Regions from separate parts of the Homo sapiens genome. Here regions 2, 3 and 4 are each linked to region 1. The links are chromatin contacts, found by Hi-C or POLR2A ChIA-PET in ENCODE. All regions are on one chromosome and are shown on one strand. Each heading gives the region's core, a stretch centred on a gene start or an enhancer-like site at or near the end of the contact. The rest is flanking DNA. Distances are from core to core; before and after follow the strand shown.

Region 1 (5,388 bases), core at 2,014-4,513:
CACTGCACCTGGCCATGAACTTTATATAAAATGGAATCATGCAGTGCTGTGATAGAATCATAACCACTAAAGATATCCACATCCTAACCCCCAGAATCTCTGAATATGTTACCTTGCCCAACATAAGGGACTTTGCAGATGTGATTTAGTTAAAGACATTGAGACAGGGAGATTATGCTGTATTATTCAGTGTGCCCAGTTTAAGCAGAAGAGTCCTTTATAAGAGGGAGGTGGAAAAGGTAAGAGTGATGGGATGTGAAAAAGACTCCACCTTCTGTTGCTGACTTTGAAGATTGACAAAGAGGCCATGAGCCAAGGACTATGGGGTGGCCTCTAGAAGGTGCAAAAGACAAGGAAACAGATACTCCCCTGGAACCTCCAGAAGGAACACAGCTTCTACCAATGCTTTGACTTTAGCCAGTGATCCTTGTCAGACTTCTACAGAATTATAAAATAATAAATTTGTGTTGTTTCAAGCCCATTAAATTTGGGGTCATTTGTTACAGAAGCAATAAGAGACAAATACAGGTATTTACTCTTTGTGTCTGGCATCTTTCACTCAACTTTTTTTTTTTAGCCCAAGCCCATGACAGTAGATCATTGTATTTGTACTATATAACATTCCATTACATGAACATGCCACATATTCTTCGTCAACTGTTGATGGACATTTGTGTTGTTTCCAGTGTGGGCGCTTATGAATACTGTGGCTATGAACTTTCTTGTACATGTCTTTGGGATAAGGTATGTGCATATTTCTCTTGCACATATATAGGAATAGAATTTCTGGGTTATAGGGTATGCATGTATAGTGGCTGCTGTGATGTATCCCCAACTCTTTCAGAACGAAAGGACCTATTCCCTTAGCTGCTGGGAGGACCCCTGGCTGGCAGTCCCAGCTGCCAGGGCTCTGTGCAAACTAGTCTCAGCTGAAAAGAACTTATTTGGCCAAGGTCACACATGCCTCCTAGGAACGACCTGTGTCATTCAATGACTGGTTGATATGTAAGGGTGGGGGATATAAAGGCCCCCTCCCCCAATGATACCTGGAATAGCTTTGAAGGGTCACCCTGGATTCAAAGTTCTTCAGGGATCAGAGGAGGCTTTTGCAGAGGCTACATACCAACCCAGCTTCTCCCCCACCAACCCTGCTTCCCTCCCTTTCCTGCAGGTGTTGATCATGAGAGCACTCCCTAGTCAACTTTCTTTCTTTTTTCTCCCTCTAATCCAATATGATTGATATCCCTAATCAACTTCCTGCATGCTAATCTCCATCTCAGGATCAGCTGCCTGGGAACACAACCTACAACAGCTTACGTTATTCAGCTTTCATGGTTATCAAGCAGTCTTTTTTTTTTTTTTTTCCAAGACGCAGTCTTGCTCTATCGCCCAGGCTGGGTGCAGTGGCGCAATCTCAGCTCACTGCAACTTCCGCCTCCCAGGTTCAAGCAATTCTCCTGCCTCAGCCTCCCAAGTAGCTAGGACTACAGGCATGTGCCACCATGCCCAGCTAATTTTGTATTTTTAGTAGAGACAGGGTTTCACCATGTTTCCCAGGCTGGTCTTGAACTCCTGACCTCAAGCGATCCACCCTCCTTGGCCTTCCAAAGCGTTGGGAATTACAGGCATGAGCCACCACGCCCGGGCAGTTTTCTAAAGTGGTTGTCGTCCTATGTATTCCCTCCAGCAGGGTGAGAGAGTTCCAGTTGCTCAACATTCTTGCCAATACTAGGTATTTTTTGTCTTTTTTTTTTTTTTTTTTTTTTTTTTTTTGAGACAGGATCTTGCTCTGTCACCCAGGCTGGAGTGCAGTGGCATGACCACAGCTCCCTACAGCCTCAACCTCCTAGACTCAAGCAATTCTCCCACCTCAGCCTCCCAAAGTATCTGGGACTACAGCCGTGTGTCATTATGCCCACCTAATTTTTATTTTTAAATTTTTTTATAGAAATAGGATCTTGCTATGTTGCCCAGGCTGCTCTTGAACTCCAGGCTCAAGTGATCCTCCCAACCTCGGCCTCCCCAGAGTTCTGGGATTATAGGCATGAACCACCACGCCTGGCCTTTTTTTTTTTTTTTTTTTTCCCTAAAGCCACTCTGGTGATTGGGTAGTGATACCTCATTGTGGTTTTCATTTGCATTTTTCTGATGGCTAAAGAAGTTCAGTACCTTGTTGCATATTTATTCAGTTATTTGTGTATCCTTTTTTGTGAATTACCTGGTCAAATCTTTTACCCACTTTTCTACTGGGTTGCGTGCCTTTTTCTTATGACTATGCAGATGTTCTTTCTGTATTCTGGATACAAGTCATTCGTTGGGTATATCACAACATTATTCAGAGATTCTCAACGGCACCAGCACATTAGGGTCCCAATAAAAATGAGTTACGTGAATGCTTGAGTCCGAACACTCTTCTAAGGAAAGAATGCTTGGACAGATGCAAGTGTGTATAGTTTTAATGGGTATAATTGGATATAGGATATGGGTCCCAAGGAAAGGAAAACAGAACCTTGAATGCAGGTAACACACCCTCAAACTTTGCCACTTTCAGCCTGTGGTTTCTAGCCACAAGCACTTAAACACGCAGTTCCCAAAGGCAACTGTAAATTAGTATTCATTCATTCAAAGAATGTCGATGGAAGGTATCAATGACCAGCATGTTGTTTGTTTTTTGTTTGTTTGTTTTTTGAGGCAGAGTCTCCCTCTGTCGCCCAGGCTGGAGTGCAGTGGCGCTATCTTGGCTCACTGCAACCTCTGCCTCCAGGGTTCAAGCGATTCTCCTGCCTCAGCCTCCCGAGTAGGCATGCGCCACCATGCCCAGCTAATTTTTGTATTTTTAATGGAGACGGGGTTTCGCCATGTTGGCCAGGCTGGTCTCGAAACCCCTGACCTCAGGCGATCTGCCCGCCTTGGCCTCCCAAGGTGCTGGAATTACAGGAGTCAGGCATCGCGCCCGACTGGTGAGCAGCCTGTTCTAGGAAGTGAGTAGCCAGCTGTGAAAGAGAAACAATATTCTTGCTTCCAGGAGATCTAGGAGAGACGACAACTTCTAAAATAGCATAATTTTAGACATGAGACATAAACTGAATAGGTCGTAGGGGGAAGTAGGACGAAAGGGTTGATCAAGCAATTCCCAGACCAAGACACCAGGAGGGTCCCGCCCTCGGCCCCGCCTCCAGCTTTGCATACATCTCCTGATTGGTCGGCGGCGGCAGGCCCCACCCCGCGGAGCCGAGCTCCGCAAGCTGCAGGCGGGCTCCGCCAAGATGCAGCGGCGGCTCCGGTTGTCGCCGGGCGGGCCAGGAGCAGCGCGGACCCGAGCCGGGCAGGGGGCGCCCGCCACGGCACCCGCGCGCTCCTAGCGCCCCAGACCCGCCTGCGGGCCCGGATCCTCCTTGCCACTGTCCCACCCGCCGTCCCTGCCACTCCACCCTTTGTGTCGCCGCAGCCCGGTGCCCCCGGCTCTGCGGGACCCCGGCCGGGCCGGACCCTGGCAAAGCGCCAGGCCCCGCGTGGGCTCCCGGCGAGCGGTTGATGGCGAGGGGGCGCGGCGCGGGCTCTGTAGCCCGAGTTCCCGACGCTGGAGGCCCGGCCCGCCTCAGCCGCATTGTCCCGGGCCGCGCGCACCGGCCCTGAGCTGCGCCGCCGCAGCACCCGCCCGCCGCCCGCGGGGCCATGCGGAGAGCCGCCGGGATGGAGGACTTCTCCGCGGAGGAAGAGGAGTCCTGGTACGACCAGCAGGACCTGGAGCAGGGTGAGCGCGGGGGCGACCGGGACAGGAAGGCGGGGAGCGCCCGGTGACCCCTGTCCGCTTCTCCATTGTTGGGCGCTATCACCCCGGGAGGGGCTGGGCTGGACCGGGCGCGCCCGACTCGGAGGAGGGACGCGTCTGGAGAACCGGGACGTGGAGAGAGGGGGCGCTGCCGGAGAAGACGCGGACCGGACGGGCGGAGACCTGCAAAAGTGGGGGGCGGGGGGCGGTCTTCCTATTTTCCCAGACGACCGGGCATCCGTCATCCAGCTCGCCCACCCCGTCCTGGAGGCAGCAACTGCTCGGCCGCCCCTGGTATTGTTACGGGGCCTGAGCGCTAGCTAGGAGTCTTCTGAGGCCGGGAGGCGGCTCCTTCGTCATGTTTTGCTGGGAGGGTGGCTTGTGTGTAGAGGGAAGTTATCTCACGCCAAATCCAGCAGCACCCGTCCCTGACAGGAATTATGAGCTCTAAGACTCCTAGAAAGTTTCCCTAACTCGCTTCCTACTCAGGGAGAAGTGGTACCGCGTCTTTGCTGGTGAAGAAGCAGAAAGTCAAGTCTCCCATCTGCCTTCGAGAGTCAGGAGTCGCTTAGCCCTCCCCTGCCCGGTCCCCTTGCAAATGGCTCATGGTTTGGAGGGGGTCAGGTTCGGGAATCCCGGCCAGTGTGCCAGGCGAGAGACCGAATAAAGAGGGATACATCTCCGCTGCCCCCAGTTGCCATCTGAGGACAGAAAGGGCGACTGGAAGGGGGTTAGAAGCTGGTGATGAGGTGGCCGAAATGACATCACTGGGAGTGGGGGGTGGGGCTGTTGGGACAGAAAGGAAGAGGAGGCCTGCTGGAGTGGAGTCAGTTCTATCCTCTCCTCCCCTAAGATGCCTCCTTCTTGGATGGTGAGAGCTGGAAGGGGCGAGGAAACATGTCCAGGGAGAAGTGACCTTCCCATGGCCTCCAGCAAGCTGGGGGGTGTGGACATAAGTCTGCTGCAGTTTGTGCCATTGTGGCCTGCTGTGGTGTGCCCACACCCTGGTCTCCATCCACAAGGCTCCAGAGGGCTGGCTTTGCCCTGATGTGCAGCAGCTATCCGGATTCTGAAGCCCCTGACCTACTTCCCCACATGGCCAAGACTGGCTGGCAGATGAGGCTCTGTCCTTGTGCTGAGGACAAGGGTTAATCATAGCCTCAGGGGGACCAGGGTGGGACTGGGGATGCTGGACTAGGCCCTGCCATGGTCTGTGCCCTGGACTCTGGCCTCAGCCTCCTTGGCTGAAATGAGATACAGCTCCTCTCAAACACACACACACACACACACACACACACACACACACATCCACACATTGTGACAACCCCCTCTCCCATCCTGGGCAGTAAATTTTTCCATGAACACCTATTAGGCTCCCCTTAAGTACCAGACACCATCCTGGGAGCTAGGAATAGTCACAGCCCTGACCCTGAAGGTATACCCTGGCAGGTGAAGGAGGCAGGCTTGTAACTAAGTGTAGGTGGCACAGTATTTTTTTCTTTTTTCTTTTTATTTATTTATTTATTTATTTTCAGACAGAGTCTCCCTCTGTCACCCAGGTTGGAGTGTAATGGTGCGATCTCAGCTCACTGCAACCTCCATCTCCCGGGTTCAAG
Region 2 (5,222 bases), core at 2,049-4,548, 250 kb after region 1:
TTCCTGCTCTTAGCTCATGCTGGCGCTCTCTGCTTTGCAGGATGATGACATAGAGACCACCAAGGTGGAAATGCTGAGACTTTCTCTGGCACGAAATCTTGCTCGGGCAATTATAAGAGAAGGCTCACTGGAAGGTTCCTGAGAACTGCTTCAATGTGGTATCTTTGTATGGCAATGTATATAGATTTTTTTAAAAGAATAAATGTTGTTTTGCAAATGTAGGTTCTTAGAGTCCACCCAGGGAATTTTTTATCTGTCTAGTCTGAACCTGAGGTGGTAAGAGATTAAAAAATGCTTGTTTTATGTTCTTTTTTTTTTGAGACGGAGTCTTGCACTGTTGCCTGGCCTGGAGTGCAATGGCACGATCTCAGCTCACTGCAACCTCCGCCTCCAGGGTTCACGTGATTCTCCTGCCTCAGCCTCCCAAGTAGCTGGGATTATAAGTGCACACCATACCCAGCTAATTTTTTTGTATTTTTAGTAGAGATGGGGTTTCACTGTGTTGGCCAGACTGATCTCAAACTCCTGACCTTGTGATCTGCCCGCCTTGGCCTCTCACAGTGCTGGGATTACAGGCGTGAACCACCACACCCGGCCTTGTTTTATGTTCTGATACGCAACTGTCTTCCTGTGCCTCCTTAGATAAGAAATCACCCCCCAGGTCGGGTGCAGTGGCTCACGTCCTGTAATCCCAGCACTTTGGGAGGATCCCTCAACCCCAGGAGTTTGAGACCAACCTGGGCAACATAGGGAGACTCCATCTCTGTTTAAAAAAAAAAAAAAAAAAAACCCCAAAGTTGTGGTGACTGCAGTGTCTTGGAAGTCTGAACAAGAACGCTTGGTGGTATACTTGTGCTTCTGAAATCTTGCCTCACCTCTTCTGGAACACTTAACATTTTGGTTATTTAGTTCCCTTAAAATATAAGCGTACAGGAACCCGCACTTTTAACAAAAACCTTGGGCAGTTCTATCATAGGCTGTCCTCATGTATATCTAGAATTCATAGGTGGTACCTTTTCCTCCATCAGGGTGAATGGCGTCTATACTAGGAAGATTCCAAGTACAGTGAAAATGGTTTTATTTAACATGCAGCAAAACAAGGGCAGCAGAGCTGGGATATCCAGTACAGCCATTTGCCACGAAGCACTGACCTCAACAGTAACGAGTAACACTCAAATAACTGTAATGTCTAGAGCATAACACAAAGTTCCATTTCCACATAGTAATTCCACAGACATTCCCAGGGCTGCAGCAGCCAGTCTCTGGAAAGCTCTTGGATTTATTCCTTAAGTAGTGAAAAATGATTCACTTTTGACTTGTCCTCTTCTAATGAAGCAGTGAAACCTGCTTGCTAAAGACAGCGAGGGGCAGGGAAGGGATATGACCTCTTCCCATAGTAAGGAATAAGGAAGCCTGGCAAGGGGCAGGGAGGAACCAGGGAACATGGTCTGTGCCACCTTCCTTTCCCCAGAGATGTCCGATTGCTGAGCTTGTTCACCTGGGCTCCGCAAGCTTCCCCCGTGTCTATGGCAGCTGGTGATTTTTTTTTTGTGACGGAGGCTTGGAGTACATGTCCCAGGATCACATCCAGCAGCTAGAGTGGCTGGGACAAGCTGGCGGGGGCCAAGCACTGTTGAAGCAATAGGGTCTGGTGACTCAGCTCAAGTGTGGCCCGATCTCATCACCTCCAGACCCAACATCTCGCTGACAGTGCCCCTCAGTAGCTGGGGAACAGTTGAGGTTTCTGGGCAGCACATTAGGACATATGTCTAGTGTAACATTTGTGATCCTGAGGCCTCCTGTGTCCAGCCACAGGTGCCACACCACATGCCATCTGGTGAGAGGAGAGGGAGGCCAAAGCAGTAGGATGTAGAGTGGCGGTAGATTCCAAGGGGAGGATAGCAGTTTATTTCATGCCAAGCAAGAGGTAGTCAGTAGGATGGCCTGTCCCCACGGCTGGAGGCACGCTTTTCCCAGAAAGCTGAGTACCTGCTTCTGGAGAAGGGGAAATACTGGCTCTCTTCATTTTCCTTCCTATCCCTAGTTGGGCCTGTCATGAGGCCAAATTCCATGTCCTGCCAAGATGTCCATAGGACACAGCCTGCCACTGCCAGGGACAAGCACACAACTCATCACTCCGTGGCCATTCCAGGACGATGCTGTCCACCAGAGGCAGGGCTGGGGACTTTGCAGTATGCCAGTTCCTTATTCTGGGCCAGGCACCTTCCTGGGCCACCTCCCTGGGGATGGCAGCAGGAGCTGGTTGGCGGGGGAAGCATGGAATTGCAACAGGGCTGCAGCCCCTTGGGCCGTGCATCTGTCAGGTGTGAGGATGTGGCTCTTGTGGGGAATGACCCATGACAGTCTCTCTTTAGAGACTCCCACCCCCCACCCCCCACCCCAGTGGCTTCAGTGAATGCCAGTAGAAGGAAGCAAACACCTACGCCAAGCCTGGGGGTCCATGTTCCCGGGACAGCAGTGAAGTCAGGGGCCACTCCGCACCCCTGACAGCATATGGCCACTTCAAGTCACACAGGTAGATAAAAACAGGTCCTTTTAGGGGCCAAAGGAGAGGTTATCACAGCAGCAGTTTGGTTCTCAGCAGAAATGCCCAGGGCCCCTGTTCCACATCAAAGCTACAAGCACTGTTGTCAGGGCATGGAGAGTGACGGGACCAGAGCCCTCCTCGTCTCAGGGCAGCCTGCCTGGCTTCAAGGTGGAGATCACAGCGTCCTCTGGGGTCATAGGTTCCCCCACTGTTCCACAGGAGGGAACTGGTCCACCTCGCCCACCTCTGTGCTCAGCTGCTCCCCCAGGGCGAAGGTCAGCTTATACCGAAGCCGCACCTTCTCCTGTGACAGAGGGCAGCAAGTGAGATCCAGCCCAGGCGGCCCCTTGGCAGGACGCCCTCTATTCTGCTACCCTCTCTGTGCTAGAGGAATGGTCCCTTTTCCCCGCAACCCCCAACCATGCTCAGACACTTAACCTAAGGCAGCAAAGGGATGTGTCAATCCTACAGTCAAAACACTTCCAGCTGGGAGGTGGTGGGCCTGACGTCCTAATCTGGGGCAGCTGGGGCCTCAGGCTGGGACCCCTGGGTTCTTTGCTGCTCACCTTCAGTGGATTGGCCAGCAACATGACCTGGGTGATGGCTGCAGGTGGCTGGATGGGGCTAAATGGAGAGAGTTCTGTCCCAGAAGGTGGCTGCAACTTCACTTTCATTGACTAAAGAGAGAGAAACTCCTTTGAAGAGAACTGGTAGGTGCCCCCAGATGGAACCTGCAGTGCACACACACACTGCCACCTGCTGGCTGCAAAGGCCTCTACACAACAGGGTCAAGATAAGGCCGTTTTGGCCCCAGGGAGACACTGGTACCTTGGGCACTGCAGCCTGCAGCACGATGCTCTTGACAGGTAAGGGAGCCGTGTTCAGCATGGACACCACCACCACCAGCACGTCAGGTCGTCCTGGGGGACACTCCTTGGCAAAGTGGAAGAGGATGCGGAAGCCGTTTTTATCGTAGGCTGTCACAGGAAGGGCACTGCCTGTAAGAACGTGACGTGAGTGTGGGAGGAGCAGCACCAGAGACACCCAACAGAGCCCCGGCGGTGAGGAGAAAAGGGCTACTCCGTGGTCATGATGAGTCCAGTGCTTCCTAACGGAATCTGGGAGAGGCGCTCAGTGAGGAGCTTAAGACTGAGAATGCAGGCAGGGAGGCCTGCCTGGCTTTAAGGGACCCCCTGCAAAGAGTGCCTGGATCCATCCCTGTCGCATGTCCTACAGCTCCGTGGCTATAGGCCCCACCGCCCCACCCACCTCAATCCTCCAACACCTACTAGGCTTGATCGATTCCAGGGGCACGTGGATGCTGGCCAGGGAGAGCTCAGGCCCCTTCGGGGGGCTGCCCTGGGACTGGAAACTCAGTGGCTGGAAGAGCGGGCTGCCGGGCCCCGTGGAGAAGGGCAGGAGGGGCCTGGCTGGGGTGGTGGTGGGGATGAGAGGGGAGGTAGTGGGTTTCACCAAGCCCGAGGTCCTGGGAGGTGGGAAGGATGGAAAGCACGTCAGAGAGCCAGCCAGAGCTGCAGGACTCTCACCCAAGGCCCCTGACCATGCTCTTACCCAGGCCCACCCCTTGCCTTCCAGCCTGACTGATGGGACTACAAGGCACCCCCACCCCTTCAAAGTTAGCTCTGGTTCTGACACATTCAGGCCCAACCCTCAGCAACCCCACATCTCCTCCCACTCATTACACTTTGGCCTCTTCTAGAAGCTGATCGAGGGCATCCAGGTGGTGCAGCGCGCTGTTGCCCAACGCCAAGCCATGGTGCCCAGGGACTGCGGGCTCAACTTTTGGGGCCAAGGCTGGGGCCACTCCAGTAGAAAACAAGGAGGAGCCCGCACTGGGGGCAGGAACACTGGCTGGGACCACAGGAGCTGGGAAGGGAGGCGGCAGTGGAGCTTGGGAGCTGCTTGAGGAGGGGGCTGAGGGCTGGAGCAGAGGAGCATCGGAGGCGCCACAGGCAGCGGTCCCCGGCCTGGGGCTGAAGAAGTCCAGGTCGGACTGTTCCCTCTATGAACAACAGAAAGGGTGGTGAGCCGAGGGCGGGTGGGGAGGGCCTGCCGCTGGAACGGGGCGCAGCCCTCCAAGGACTGCACGGAAGACAGCCCCGGAGGCACTCATTGTTCCCCGCTGCAGCTGGCACGCTCTGGAGGGAAGGACAGCTAACTGCAGCCCAGGAGACATGACGCTGGAAAGTGGAGGTCCTTGGCACAGTAGTGCTGTCACCGATCCTGTGCCCCTACCTGGAGCAGGTGCCACTGGCTGTTCCCAGCTGACTCTTTGGGAGGAACATTAGGGGCTGGGTCGGCGAGGCCTGACAATAGAGAAGAAAACAGGATGAGAAGAGGCTCTGAGCTAGGCAGCCCTAGCCCCGCCTTGCCTGAGGAGGGGTCAGGTGACAAGTGACATCAATGGGTGAAGGCGCCGGGAGAAGCTGTTCTGCAGGCAGCCTCCAGAGGGGAATGGAGCGCTCCAGTCCATGATGCAGAAGCGGGGGGCCTGTGGGGCGGGGTGCAGGGCAGGAGGCAGAGTCCACCGGGAGGATGGCCCTGGGGCCCTCAGGGTCGCTGAACTTCACTGAGTACCTCCAACTCAGGGTTCTTTGCCCACCCCAACAGTCACACTGGGGCCCCGCTCAGGGCTCCTAATTCCACACACCCT
Region 3 (5,198 bases), core at 1,375-3,874, 250 kb before region 1:
TCAGGAGTTCAAGACCAGCCTGGCCAACATGGTGAAACCCTGTCTCTACAAAAATACAAAAATTAGCCAGGCATGATGATGGGCACCTGTTATCCCAGCTACTTGGGAGGCTGAGGCAGGAGGAGAATGGCTTGAACAGCCCGGGAGGCGGAGGTTGCAGTGAGCCAAGATCGTGCCACTTACTCCAGCCTGGATGACAGAGCTCCACCTCAAGAAAGAAACAAAAAGAAAGAAAGAAAGAGAGACAGAGAGAAAGAAAGGGAAAGAGAGAGAGGAAGGAAGGAAGGAAGGAGAGAAAGAAAGAGAAAGAAAGAAAGAGAGAAAGAAGAAAGAAAGAAAAAGAAAGAAAGAAAAAGAAAGGAAGAAAGAAAAAGAAAGGAAGGAAGGAAGAAAGAAAGAAAGAAAGAAAGAAAGAAAGAAAGAAAGAAAGAGAAAGAAAGGGAAAAGAAGGAAGGAAAAGAGAGGGGAAGGAAGGAAGGCAGGCAGGCAAAGAAAGAAAGAAGAGAGAGAGAGAGAAAGGAAAGAAGGAAAGAAGGAAGGAAGGGAGGGAGGGAGGAAGGAAGGAAGGGAGGGAGGAAGGGAGGAGAGGGGAGGGGAGGGAAGGGGAGAGAAAAGACCGCATACCAGGCCAGGTGCGGTGGCTCACGCTTGTAATCCCAGCAATTTGGAAGGCCAAGGCAGGCGTATCGCCTGAGGTCAGCAGTTCCAAACCAGCCTGTCCAACATGGTGAAGTTCTCTACTAAGAATACAAAAATTAGCCAGGCGTGGTGGCGTGCACCTGTAGTCCCAGCTGCTCCAGAGGCTGAGGCAGGAGAATTGCTTGAACCTGGGAGGCAGAGGCTGCAATGCGCCAAGATCCCGCCACTGCACTCCAGCCTGGGCGACAGAGTGAGACTCCGTCTCCGGGAGCCCACGGCATTGAGCAAACCTCGGCATTATTTGCAGCAAGAGCCTCTGGCATCCAAATAGCAACCAACACCACGCCTCTGTAGTGTGCTGCGCAGCCTCCACACTCCAGTCTGAGGCTCCCTGTTTGAGTCCCGCCCTATGCCCAGCTGAGGTTATAGCACGCTCACCTCCAGAAGAGGTAACCCAAGCTCTTTACTCTACTGGAGATCACCTCTGTCCCCACTCTGGGCGCTTCTCCCAGCTGACAGAAAATACCTCCAGCTGATGTCAGAAAATACAGGGCTGGAGGCTGGCGTACAAAGTCAGTCCCCACAGGCCTATGGTGGCCCATAAGCCACGTCTACCCCTGCTCCTCACCTCCACACCTAAGTTAAGAATTGCAGGCCGGGCGCAGTGGCTCACGCCTGTAATCCCAGCACTTTGGGAGGCTGAGGTGGGCGGACCGCCTGAGGTCAGGAATTTGAGACCAGCTTGGCCAACATGGCAAAACCCCGTCTCTACTAAAAATACAAAAAGAAAAAATAGCCGGGCCTGATGTCGCGCACCTGTAATCCCAGCTACTCCGGGAGACTGAGGCGGGAGTATAGCTTGAACCCGGGAAGCAAAGGTTGCAGTGAGGCGAGATCGCACCACTGCACTCCAGGCTGGGCGACAGAGTGAGACTCTGTCTGAAAAAAAAAAAAAGTGCAGGTACCCCTCTCCAGCTCTCCCCTCCCTACACATCCCTCAAACCGTCCCGCTGTAATGCACCCGCCCTGTTCCTTGGTAACTTGAAGCTGCTTATAGAATGTGGAGATGGGGGTAATTGAAAGGTCGGCCCAGGCCACAGAGCCCCTGAGCTCTGCTACCGGCAACCCCAGCTGCACTCCCCACTCTCTGTCACCAGGAGCTGCCGGGTGCCTGGGATATCCTGGCAGCTCTGCTCAAAATGATCTACGACTTCATGAATTTATTTGGCTCCTCCTCGGGGCCAGGGTGAGTGTCATGGGTTAATAAGGCCGGCCCCGCCTTCAGGAGCGGTCCACTGGGAGATGTGTGCTGCGCAGCCCTCTTGCGAAAGCTCTCCCCTGGTGGGACATTCTGGGCACAACCAACAGGCCGGGGGAAATGAGAGGTGATCCATACTAAAGGGTCAAAGTCCCCGCACCAGGCAGAGGCCCCAAAACACCGCAGCGTACATGTGCTGCAAGGCGAGTACGGGTTGGTAAACAAAACTATATTCAGATGAGCTCGGGCCGGGTGACTTAACAGATGAGGAAGTGTCTCGGGGCCATCGGCGGAGGCGCAGCCCAGGGGTCCCCAGCTCCCCGCCTCGCCACCTGGGGACAGCCCACGGCCCGGGGCTCGGGCGCCGCCTGCTGTCGCGGTGCGCAGCGACTACGGGAACTCTTCCGCAGCAGACGGGGTCCCCGCGGCCCGCTCCCCCAGGGGCAAGCAAGCGACCACAGGGGACCGGTCCCGGGGCTGGATGTGGCTCATGTCCGAAGCGCACGGAGCCGAGCCGGTGTTGCTCAGGGAGGCTGCCCGCCCCTTCACGCAGACCCTGCGGCTCTGCGTGCCCTCAGGGAACAGCAAGGTCCGAGCCGGTGTCGTCGAGGGGGCGACGGGACGGAGGGAGGAGCCTGAGGGGTCCCGGTCGAGGGAGGGGAGGAGTGGGCGGGGCGGGGGTGGGGCCGTTCCTGCGCTCTCCTTCGCCTGCGGGCCGGCACTGCTCACCTCTCGTCCAGGGACATGACGGGCACGCCAGGCGCCGTTGCCACCCGGGATGGCGAGGCCCCCGAGCGCTCCCCGCCCTGCAGTCCGAGCTACGACCTCACGGGCAAGGTGGGTGGGCCTCTTCCGTGAGACCCCCGCCCTCCTCGGCGCTAGCCCCTTCCTGGCTGCGTCTGGGTTGGACTCAGCCCTTCCCCCAGGCAGCTGCGTCTCCCAGAGGAGGGAGGGAGAGAGGGTCAGGACACAGCCTCTGGGGCCGTCCCAAGCTCTAGGTGTCTCTGCTGGCTTGGTGGGGGCGGGTCGCGGAAGATCGCAAAAACTGAGTGATCCCCCCGCCGGCCCCAACTCAGTTCTCTTCTGCCACACTCTGGCAAATATGAGCCCCCGGGAGCCCATGCTTCTTGGTGAGGGTTAAGCGCGCAACTCTCGGGGCTCAGGCTGGGAAGGGCTGGGAGATGGGGACCGAACGGAGACTCGGAGAGGACGTCCCCTGCTGGCAGAGGAACTGGCGTTAATGCCATTTTCCGAGCTAAGCTCTTAGTTGAGATCTGACATCCAGGTTTAAGGCCTGATGTCCCCCAGCTGCTCCCCTCCCATTCCACCCGCTGGAGGCACTGCCTCCCACCTTCCTCCCTGCAGTCGGAAGCCGCTCCTCCCAGAAGGATGTTGCCAGCCGGCCTGCAGGTCACTTGGGAATTTTTCGAACCTGAGAAAGATTTCAGTGGTTGGTCTTTCGCATCCCGCACTTGAGAGAGCTCCAGGGCTGCTCTCTGGGGCTTGCTCCCTCTACAGGGGTGTCCTGTATGGAAACAGGTAGGGACAGCAGTGGACTGGTCTGTCGCCTTCCATCTGTGTCCTTGGAGTGAGCGGGTACCAGAAACTGAAAGAACTGCTGAGGGAGCCTAGAGCTTCCACTCTTCCTCTGCAGGGTTGGGGATGGAGTGAGGGCTGTCCTGGATTCCGCTGCATGGCCTTGAAGGAGACCTGCCTCTCTCTGGGCCTCGGTTTCCTCCCCGACACCAGGGCTCACCCTTGCTGGGAGCCTCAGCCTCCACCCCAGTGTTTCGGGGGAAGCCACCCTGCAAGTCATCCGCCCAGAGCCGTTGAGATAGGCGTCCTGTGTGGGCTTGTGGCAGGAAATGGGCCCCTGCACCCTCGGAGAGGAGGAGCTGCTGTTGGCCAGGCCCCAGGCTGAGGGGGACTGCCTGACCTTGTTGCCCTGCAAACCAGCTGGGTTGTTTGCCTAGGAGGTGGCCAGGCTAGGCAGCTGTTTGTGTTTGGTGGAATCACCGAGCTGGGTGGGTAGCTGGCATCGTTTGCTCAAGGCAGCTGTGATCTGTAAAGTACACAAAGACTGGCCCTCCCTCCCTCCTTCCTGCTCCAGGGCTGGGACCCAGGAGCCAGGGAGGAGTGCAGGCTCCAGAAAGCTCCTATCCCCCACCCCTTCATCTGTTCCCTGGCCAAGCGGCATTGGCCGGAGAGTTGGTCCCCAGCCTCCCCGGGCCTGCCCCAGGGGAGTGAGTCCAGGACCCTCTGAGAAAGCCTGGCAGGAGCTCCTTGGACCAGACTAGGGGTGATGTGGCCCACAGGCAGACAGTTCCCACCCTGGGCCACTCTTCCCTGGGTCTTAGGTGATTCACCACGATGATGGGCCCTAGCCATTAACAGACTCTAGAAATACCTCAAAGACATTATCCCTCCTCCTTCTACCCACTATGGAAACCATGCCACAGAAAGGTTAAGGAATCTTCCTAAAGTCACACAGTAGGCCATTTACAAATCAAGACCCATCCTTCATACCCCTTCTGCTCAGCCACCCCTGCCTCTCCACCAGAGTTAACTAATGCCAGTACCCCATGCCCACAACAGGAATGCCTTTGGGCTCCACTGTCAATTTCAGAGCCTCAAAAATAATTCAAACCTAGTCCCTGCTTAACCCATTAAGCCACCTAACCAGCAGCTGGGAAATTCCAGCATTGGATCTAGACCCCTGTTATCCAAGATTGGAGAACAGTGGGACAAAGTGCTCCTCTCCACCATTCCTGCGTGTCCCTGGGGAAGATGAGCAGAGCAGAGCCAGACAGTAAAGGAGAGGGCCACGCCCCCTCCACAGGTTACCTCCTTGGTACTCCTGCCCGCACTACCCACAGCAACCCCGGGATGCCGATCTGCAGCCACATGTCCCATGTGGGAGGTTTCTGCTGAAAGAACTTCCAACTACACATCTCCCCACTTCAGTATAAATTTCAACCTTCCCTAATTCATGCAACCTTTTTTTTTTTTTTTTTTTTTTGAGACAGAGTGTCGCTCTGTCACCGAGGCTGGAGTTCAGTGATGCAATCTCGGCTCACTGCAACCTCTACCTCCTGGGTTCAAGCTATTCTCCTGTCTCCGCCTCCCAAGTAACTGGGACTACAGGCGTGTGCCACCACTCCTGGCTAGTTTTTTGTATTTTTAGTAGAGATGGGGTTTCACCTTGTTGGTCAGGCTGGTCTCAAACTCCCAACCTCAGGTGATCCGTCCACCTTGGGCACCCAAAATGCTAGGATTACACACATGAGCTACTGCACCCGGC
Region 4 (5,596 bases), core at 1,878-4,377, 150 kb before region 1:
TCAGGCTTGGCCGCCTCCCGCGACGGGGATCTCATCATGTACCCCACAGCTAGTGTGCCTGATAACCAGCCCGTTCTTTGGTTATAATTTGTCCCCTGTACCTTCCACCTGGACTCTGGTACCCTGGACTCTGGGCTCCAGAAGGACAGGACCCCTGTCTCAGTGTGCTGTCCCCAGATGGCCAGCATAGTGCCCAGCACCCAGGGGAAACTCAGTCCATTGTTGTTGAATGAAGGAATGAACAGTCCAGTTGGGCCCATGGGTGACACAAGACAAATGCGGTGGCTTTTGCGTTGGCTTTTACTCAGATATTAAGAGAGAAGTCTTCTGCCTCCCCTTGTCATTTTGTAGCTGAGCCTTCCGAGGCCCAGCAGCCGCTCGTGTGACCTGTGTCAGCCTCCTCCTCTGTCCTCCCCTCTGCCTCCTCCCAGCTTCTCACTGCTGCTCTCCACCACTCAGAGCGGGACTCCCAGTGTGCAATTGTGGGTGGATGTGGATGCGGATGTTCTGGGCACTGCCTGTGATAGGCTCTTGGGGAACTGCAGGCCCTGCTGGGGGCCGACCCCCCTGCACATCTGACTGTGAAGTCCTGGGTGTCTGGTCCTTAGCATGTCTGGGGAGCACTTTCTGCTCTGTCCCGCCTCCACACCCGTCTGGCTTCCCACGCAGCCTCCACGAGGTGGGCGCAGGCTGTCTTGGCGGCTGTGGCTGAGCCCCGGGCGTCGGTGTGGCTCTTGGAGCCCTGCTCCCCATCGCGCATCCTGGCAGGGTCTCCATAACCTGTCATCCTCGTTTCATCTTGATTTATGATCAGACCTAATGAGTTTTTGGAGCAGCTGTCTCCCAGGGATGTGGCGATCAATCTAGGAGATGGCTGTTGAACTTTGCTCCTCCCGCAGCCAGGGGAGGCAGGGAGGGGCCAGACAAGGGGGTGGGGCCACAGGAGCCTCGCCAGGTGGGCAGTGGGGGTTAAGCCTCGGGCCATGGTCCCAGGACTCTGCAAGGTCAGGGCCCTGACCTCCCCTCTGTCCCTCCCTTCCTCCCTTCCTTCCTCCTTTCCTTCCTTTTCTCCCTTCCCTCCCTTTCCTCCATCTCCCAGGGAAACGAGCTTCTAGATGGTGCTAGTTTCTTTTGAATTTGCTGGTTTGGAGACCAGGCTGGAACAGTTCCCTTCACTCTCCACTCCCAGGGGACAGATCCCAGCACCCGCCTTCATATCCTCATGGTGGTGCCGAACTGGAGGGCCCTGCCCCCTCCCCAGGTAGCTGGGTTCACCTTCTGCCTCAACTGGGGCCATTTCCACTGGGAAGCTGGTCCTCACCCCTGTTTTGGGGGCGTGGCTCTTCTAGAACCACCTGTCCTTCCCGGATATGCTCCTCACCATGGCGGCCTCTCCCCCTCCTGGTGTGTGAGCGCCCTGAGTGCAGGTCAGGATTCATGGGTGAATGACCCACCTCTGCTGGGTGCACACTCGGTCTGCTCAGCCCCAGAGCTGGTGGCATCTCCATGCAGCCGAGCTGCCACACAGCTGGGTGAGCTTTTGACAGCAGTGCAGGGTGTGACCAAGGGGAGTTCACGAAAGCCCACATGGCCCTGCAGCTGCGCCTGCCCCGTCAGGTGTTTATCCCACTTTCTAACACTCTGGAATCACCTCCCAAGAGCTTCTAGCATCTGCTTCTGACTCGTAGGCGGCAGCAAACATCCAGCCCACGAAGGTAGACTTGGTTTTTGCAAATAGACTTGTTTAAGACAATCAAAAGAATGAAATGGGTGACTAATCTAGGTAATCTAGGTAGTGGCATTACGAGGTGAAACTAATTATGGCTAGAAGATCATGAAATCCTTTTTTAATCACCCATATCCGTGGCTTGTTTGTTTGTTTGTTTGTTTTGATGGTGGAGTCTTGCCCTGTTGCCCAGGCTGAAGTGCAGTGGCACAATCTCAGCTCACTGCAACCTCTGCCTCCCAGGTTCAAGTGATTCTCCTGCCTCAGCCTCCCGAGTAGCTGGGATTGCAGGTGCGCGTCACCAAGCCCAGCTAATTTTTAGGAGAGACAGGGTTTCACCATGTTGCCAGGCTGGTCTCAAACTCCTGACCTCAGGTGATCTGCCTGCCTCGGCCTCCCAAGGTGCTGGGATTACAGGCGTGAGCCACTGTGCCCAGCCGCCATGGCTTTGTTCTAGCTGAAGGTTCTAGAAGTTGTTCTACATCATTGTTGGTGTCAAAGGTGCCTCTTCCCAAGACAGCTGCTCTGGAGGACGCCAGTTAGAAGGTGTATGTTTCAGGGGTGTATGTGTGTGTGTACAGCCGTCTCATTTCTTTGGAAACCTACTTTATAAATTGGTTTATTTACCATGAGGAAATCCCACAGTCAGGGCTGTAAGGAGAGCTAGCTGCCTTTCTTTGGAGATGTGAGGCTGGGGAGTTAGAGGAGCAGAGAAGCACGAGCTGTGTCCAGGGCAGGAGAGAGCAGTGGCAGGGATGCTCACGTCCAGACAGCTGACCTCTTCCTGCCTTCTTGCCTGCTTGCTCACCAGACCCAGGGCCCAGGGCCGAGTGACAGACAGCTAGAGGAATTCTCCACTTGCCTTTTTCTAAGTTCATGCCAGCCTTGGGCAGGGCCAAGTGCCAGGTCTCAAGGTGGTACCTCGAGATGGCAGTGGCAGTGCAGGATTTGAATCTTGCCCTACAGCAGCTGCCCCCATTGCCCTGACCCTTGTGCCCCACTTATGGTGGCAGAACAGTCTGCTGCAGCCTCCTGAATAACAAATCACCAGGTGCCCCGGGCCCAGTCTGGCCTCTGTACCCCCACCCCATCCTGCTCAGCTCTGCTCTGTAGCCCTTTCTGGCTCACAGGGACTCCGCCTCCAGCCTGTCTGCTCTCTCCCCGGTACCCCTCCTGCACATCCTGCCCTGACACAACTCCTGTGGGGTGGATCTCTCACATAGGCACAGCTGTGCACACCCCCCTCTACCCACCCGCAGAAATCTCTGGGGCAAGCAGATTGCTCAGGGTCCTGGGCTGTCCCACAGGTGTCCTGTGCCATCCACCCCCAGTGGGTGAAGCTGGAGGCAGCTCCCTGGGCTGAGACTGGAAGGAGGAACTAGGTCGCCGCTTCCGCTTGACTGACCAGGGTTGGGACGATTTGTGATGTCGGGGGAGGAGGAGTCCCCAGGCCCTCAGAGTCAGGAGTGGCGGGGACTGGAGCGGGCGGTGAGAGGCAGAAACAAATCATCTTCTTTACCGGCAATTTTCTCAGGCCGGTTTCCACGCTCCCCTCCTCCCCTCCTGTCCCCGACAGTGTCAGGCAGTTCTGATTAAAAGTAATAGATGAAGATTCCATCTCACTCCCAGTGTCATTGTGGGAAGACATTGCCTGGTTTCCTGTGGGTCCCATCAGAACCACCTCTTCCTTCCAGGAGTCAGGGAGTGGGCCTGGCCCAAAGGGGACCATAGGATACCCAGCCTCCCACCTGCAAAAGAGCCCTGGGGCTCTGCGGGGGGCCCCAGACAGGAGCCACCGAGCTGTGAGCTGGCCTCTTTGGCCACTGCCCCTTCACACTTGCCTGTGCTGCTCACCAGGAAATGTCACGTGTCCCCGTGGGCTTCACCTGAGGGGTGAGGGCACAGGCTAGAGAGGCTGTCAGATATGTTCTGAACAGAGAGAGCAGGGCTTGGTCAGCTTCAGAACAGACACGGACACTGGTGGTCTCCGTGTGTGAGTAGCTAACCACGGTTCTGGGTAGCCCGGAGAGCAGAAGCGGGAGACACAGAAAGATCTAAGAGTGCCATCTCCTCAGAGCACTGGGAACACAGCCCCTTGTCCCTGCGGTGCGCAGGCTGCCTCTGGGGAACTCAGCCTGGAGGGCGTGCTGTGAGCCTGTCTCCAGTGGCAGCCCAGGAGGAGGGTCACCGTAAAGGGCTGCGAACTGAAGCCAGCCTGGTCTCCATCAGCAACGCAAGCTGTTTGCTCTGAACAGATGGGGCCACAGGCCCCCTTCCACTTCCACAGAGGGTCCCCTGTCCCCTAGCTGTGCTGCCAGGCCCAGGAAAACAGAGCCACATGCCACCTGCCTCCAGCCTCGGTGTCAGCAGCTCAGGACTCGGCAGTCCGCAGCCTTGGTCCTTGATGCTATTTCTGCCCTGGCGTGACCACTGGCAACTTCCTGCCTGCCCTTGGCCCCTAGGCACTCACCTGTCTGCCCAGGGCTCCCAGCACTCCTGCCTGTCGGCCTCAGCTGTGTCTAGCAGATGCCCTCGGCCCAGGAGGACACCTCCTCCCAAACACTCCATGCCCTTCTTCGTCTACCCCCCAGCACTCCAGCCTCACATTCCTTAAACCAAGGGAGAGAGGGTGACCCTGTGTCCTGACCCAGCCTGCTCCCTGCGAGGAAGCTGGCAGAGCCCCTGAGAGCCCTGGGGGTCTGATGAGGGAGCCAGGCAGTGCCTGCCCAGGACTGGCCCTCCTCTAAGAAGACAGAGTTGCTACCTCTGCAAAGCCGGACCACCCTGCCACTGGCCCCACTGCAGCCCTGTCCCCACATACCCAGGCCCCCTGCTCAGCAGGGAGAGGGGAGAACAGGACAGAGAGGGATGCGGGACCTTCCTCTGATGAGCAGCCACTGTTGAGCCACCCAAGAACAGGGCTGCATGAACATGCATTTAATGACTCTTTCTCACAGGGCTCTAGTCCCCGCAAAGGCGCCCCCCAGACCAGAAACTCAAGGTAGGGCCGTGCCTGTCCCCACCAGGTGACTCCTCTCTCTCGTTTCCCAGCTTTCGCCGTCATGATTGTGCTGGCCCTGATCCGCATCGGGCACGGACAAGGGGAGGGGCACCCGCCCCTGGCTGACTTCTCGGGGGTCCGGAACCTGTTTGGGGTGTGCGTCTACTCCTTCATGTGCCAGCACTCTCTGCCATCCCTCATTACCCCCGTCTCCTCCAAGCGCCACCTCACAAGGCTGGTGTTCCTGGACTACGTGCTGATCCTGGCCTTCTACGGCCTCCTCTCCTTCACCGCCATCTTCTGCTTCCGCGGCGACAGCCTCATGGACATGTACACCCTCAACTTCGCGCGCTGTGACGTCGTGGGCCTGGCCGCTGTGCGCTTTTTCCTGGGCCTCTTCCCCGTCTTCACCATCAGCACCAACTTCCCCATCATTGCCGTGACCCTGCGCAACAACTGGAAGACACTCTTCCACCGCGAGGGCGGCACGTACCCGTGGGTGGTGGACCGCGTCGTGTTTCCCACCATCACCCTGGTGCCGCCTGTGCTGGTGGCCTTCTGCACCCACGACCTGGAGTCCCTGGTGGGCATCACAGGGGCCTACGCGGGCACCGGCATCCAGTACGTCATCCCCGCCTTCCTGGTGTACCACTGCCGCAGGGACACCCAGCTGGCCTTTGGCTGTGGGGTCAGCAACAAGCACAGGTCCCCTTTCCGCCACACCTTCTGGGTGGGCTTCGTGCTGCTCTGGGCTTTCTCCTGCTTCATTTTCGTCACGGCCAATATCATCCTCAGCGAGACCAAGCTCTGATGGCAGGACAGGCAGGTCTAGTGACAGGAGGCATAGGGGCCCCAGCCCCACCCCTCGC

Evidence for each region. A loop is a pair of places that touch in the nucleus more often than their neighbours do. ChIA-PET counts read pairs that join two places held with the same protein, here RNA polymerase II (POLR2A). Pooled maps may share reads with other maps.
Region 2: a pooled map shows a loop between it and region 1 (2.2-fold over the local background). The contact joins the enhancer-like site here to the promoter of CDR2L in region 1. A Hi-C loop is called at or near these places in 1 of 50 pooled maps. POLR2A ChIA-PET finds 5 or more read pairs at or near these places in 5 of 52 experiments (HEK293, WTC11, activated CD4-positive, alpha-beta T cell and 2 more).
Region 3: a pooled map shows a loop between it and region 1 (2.5-fold over the local background). The contact joins the promoter of RAB37 here to the promoter of CDR2L in region 1. A Hi-C loop is called at or near these places in 7 of 50 pooled maps. POLR2A ChIA-PET finds 5 or more read pairs at or near these places in 4 of 52 experiments (PC-9, WTC11 and activated T-cell).
Region 4: a pooled map shows a loop between it and region 1 (2.1-fold over the local background). The contact joins the enhancer-like site here to the promoter of CDR2L in region 1. A Hi-C loop is called at or near these places in 1 of 50 pooled maps. POLR2A ChIA-PET finds 5 or more read pairs at or near these places in 5 of 52 experiments (A549, Caco-2, OCI-LY7 and 2 more).

Annotation. Positions count from the first base shown.
Region 1 is chr17:74,984,369-74,989,756 of GRCh38, forward strand. CDR2L (cerebellar degeneration related protein 2 like) reads left to right here and starts at 3,264. Exons shown (of 5, transcript NM_014603.3): 1 at 3,264-3,754. The coding sequence starts at 3,676. It overlaps LOC124904058 (a long non-coding RNA gene), which reads left to right. Exons shown (of 2, transcript XR_007065906.1): 2 at 1-481. RefSeq lists an enhancer at 3,102-3,603 and silencers at 3,170-3,249, 3,270-3,359.
Region 2 is chr17:75,235,538-75,240,759 of GRCh38, forward strand. It overlaps GGA3 (golgi associated, gamma adaptin ear containing, ARF binding protein 3), which reads right to left. Exons shown (of 17, transcript NM_138619.4): 12 at 4,805-4,875; 13 at 4,252-4,571; 14 at 3,838-4,034; 15 at 3,377-3,546; 16 at 3,115-3,225; 17 at 1,062-2,852. The coding sequence ends at 2,742. It overlaps NUP85 (nucleoporin 85), which reads left to right. Exons shown (of 19, transcript NM_024844.5): 19 at 41-221. The coding sequence ends at 142. Among named protein-coding and RNA genes, the nearest start is that of GGA3, 23 kb to the right of the region's middle. RefSeq lists a silencer at 5,111-5,222. Within about 2 kb of position 3,299, at least 7 of the 41 ENCODE cell types and tissues checked have a DNase peak (open chromatin) inside an H3K27ac peak, as active enhancers do.
Region 3 is chr17:74,734,632-74,739,829 of GRCh38, forward strand. It overlaps RAB37 (RAB37, member RAS oncogene family), which reads left to right and starts at 2,625. Exons shown (of 9, transcript NM_001006638.3): 1 at 2,625-2,734. The coding sequence starts at 2,642. It overlaps LOC124904057 (a long non-coding RNA gene), which reads right to left and starts at 2,708. Exons shown (of 3, transcript XR_007065905.1): 1 at 2,627-2,708. RefSeq lists enhancers at 1,811-1,870, 2,257-2,980, 3,251-3,340, 3,705-4,427 and silencers at 2,111-2,280, 2,331-2,380, 2,581-2,780.
Region 4 is chr17:74,831,150-74,836,745 of GRCh38, forward strand. SLC38A12 (solute carrier family 38 member 12) reads left to right here. Exons shown (of 10, transcript NM_017728.4): 10 at 4,778-5,596. The coding sequence ends at 5,538. Among named protein-coding and RNA genes, the nearest start is that of GRIN2C, 26 kb to the right of the region's middle. RefSeq lists an enhancer at 112-1,032. Within about 2 kb of position 3,128, at least 3 of the 41 ENCODE cell types and tissues checked have a DNase peak (open chromatin) inside an H3K27ac peak, as active enhancers do; they include OCI-LY7, where a contact is called at or near this core.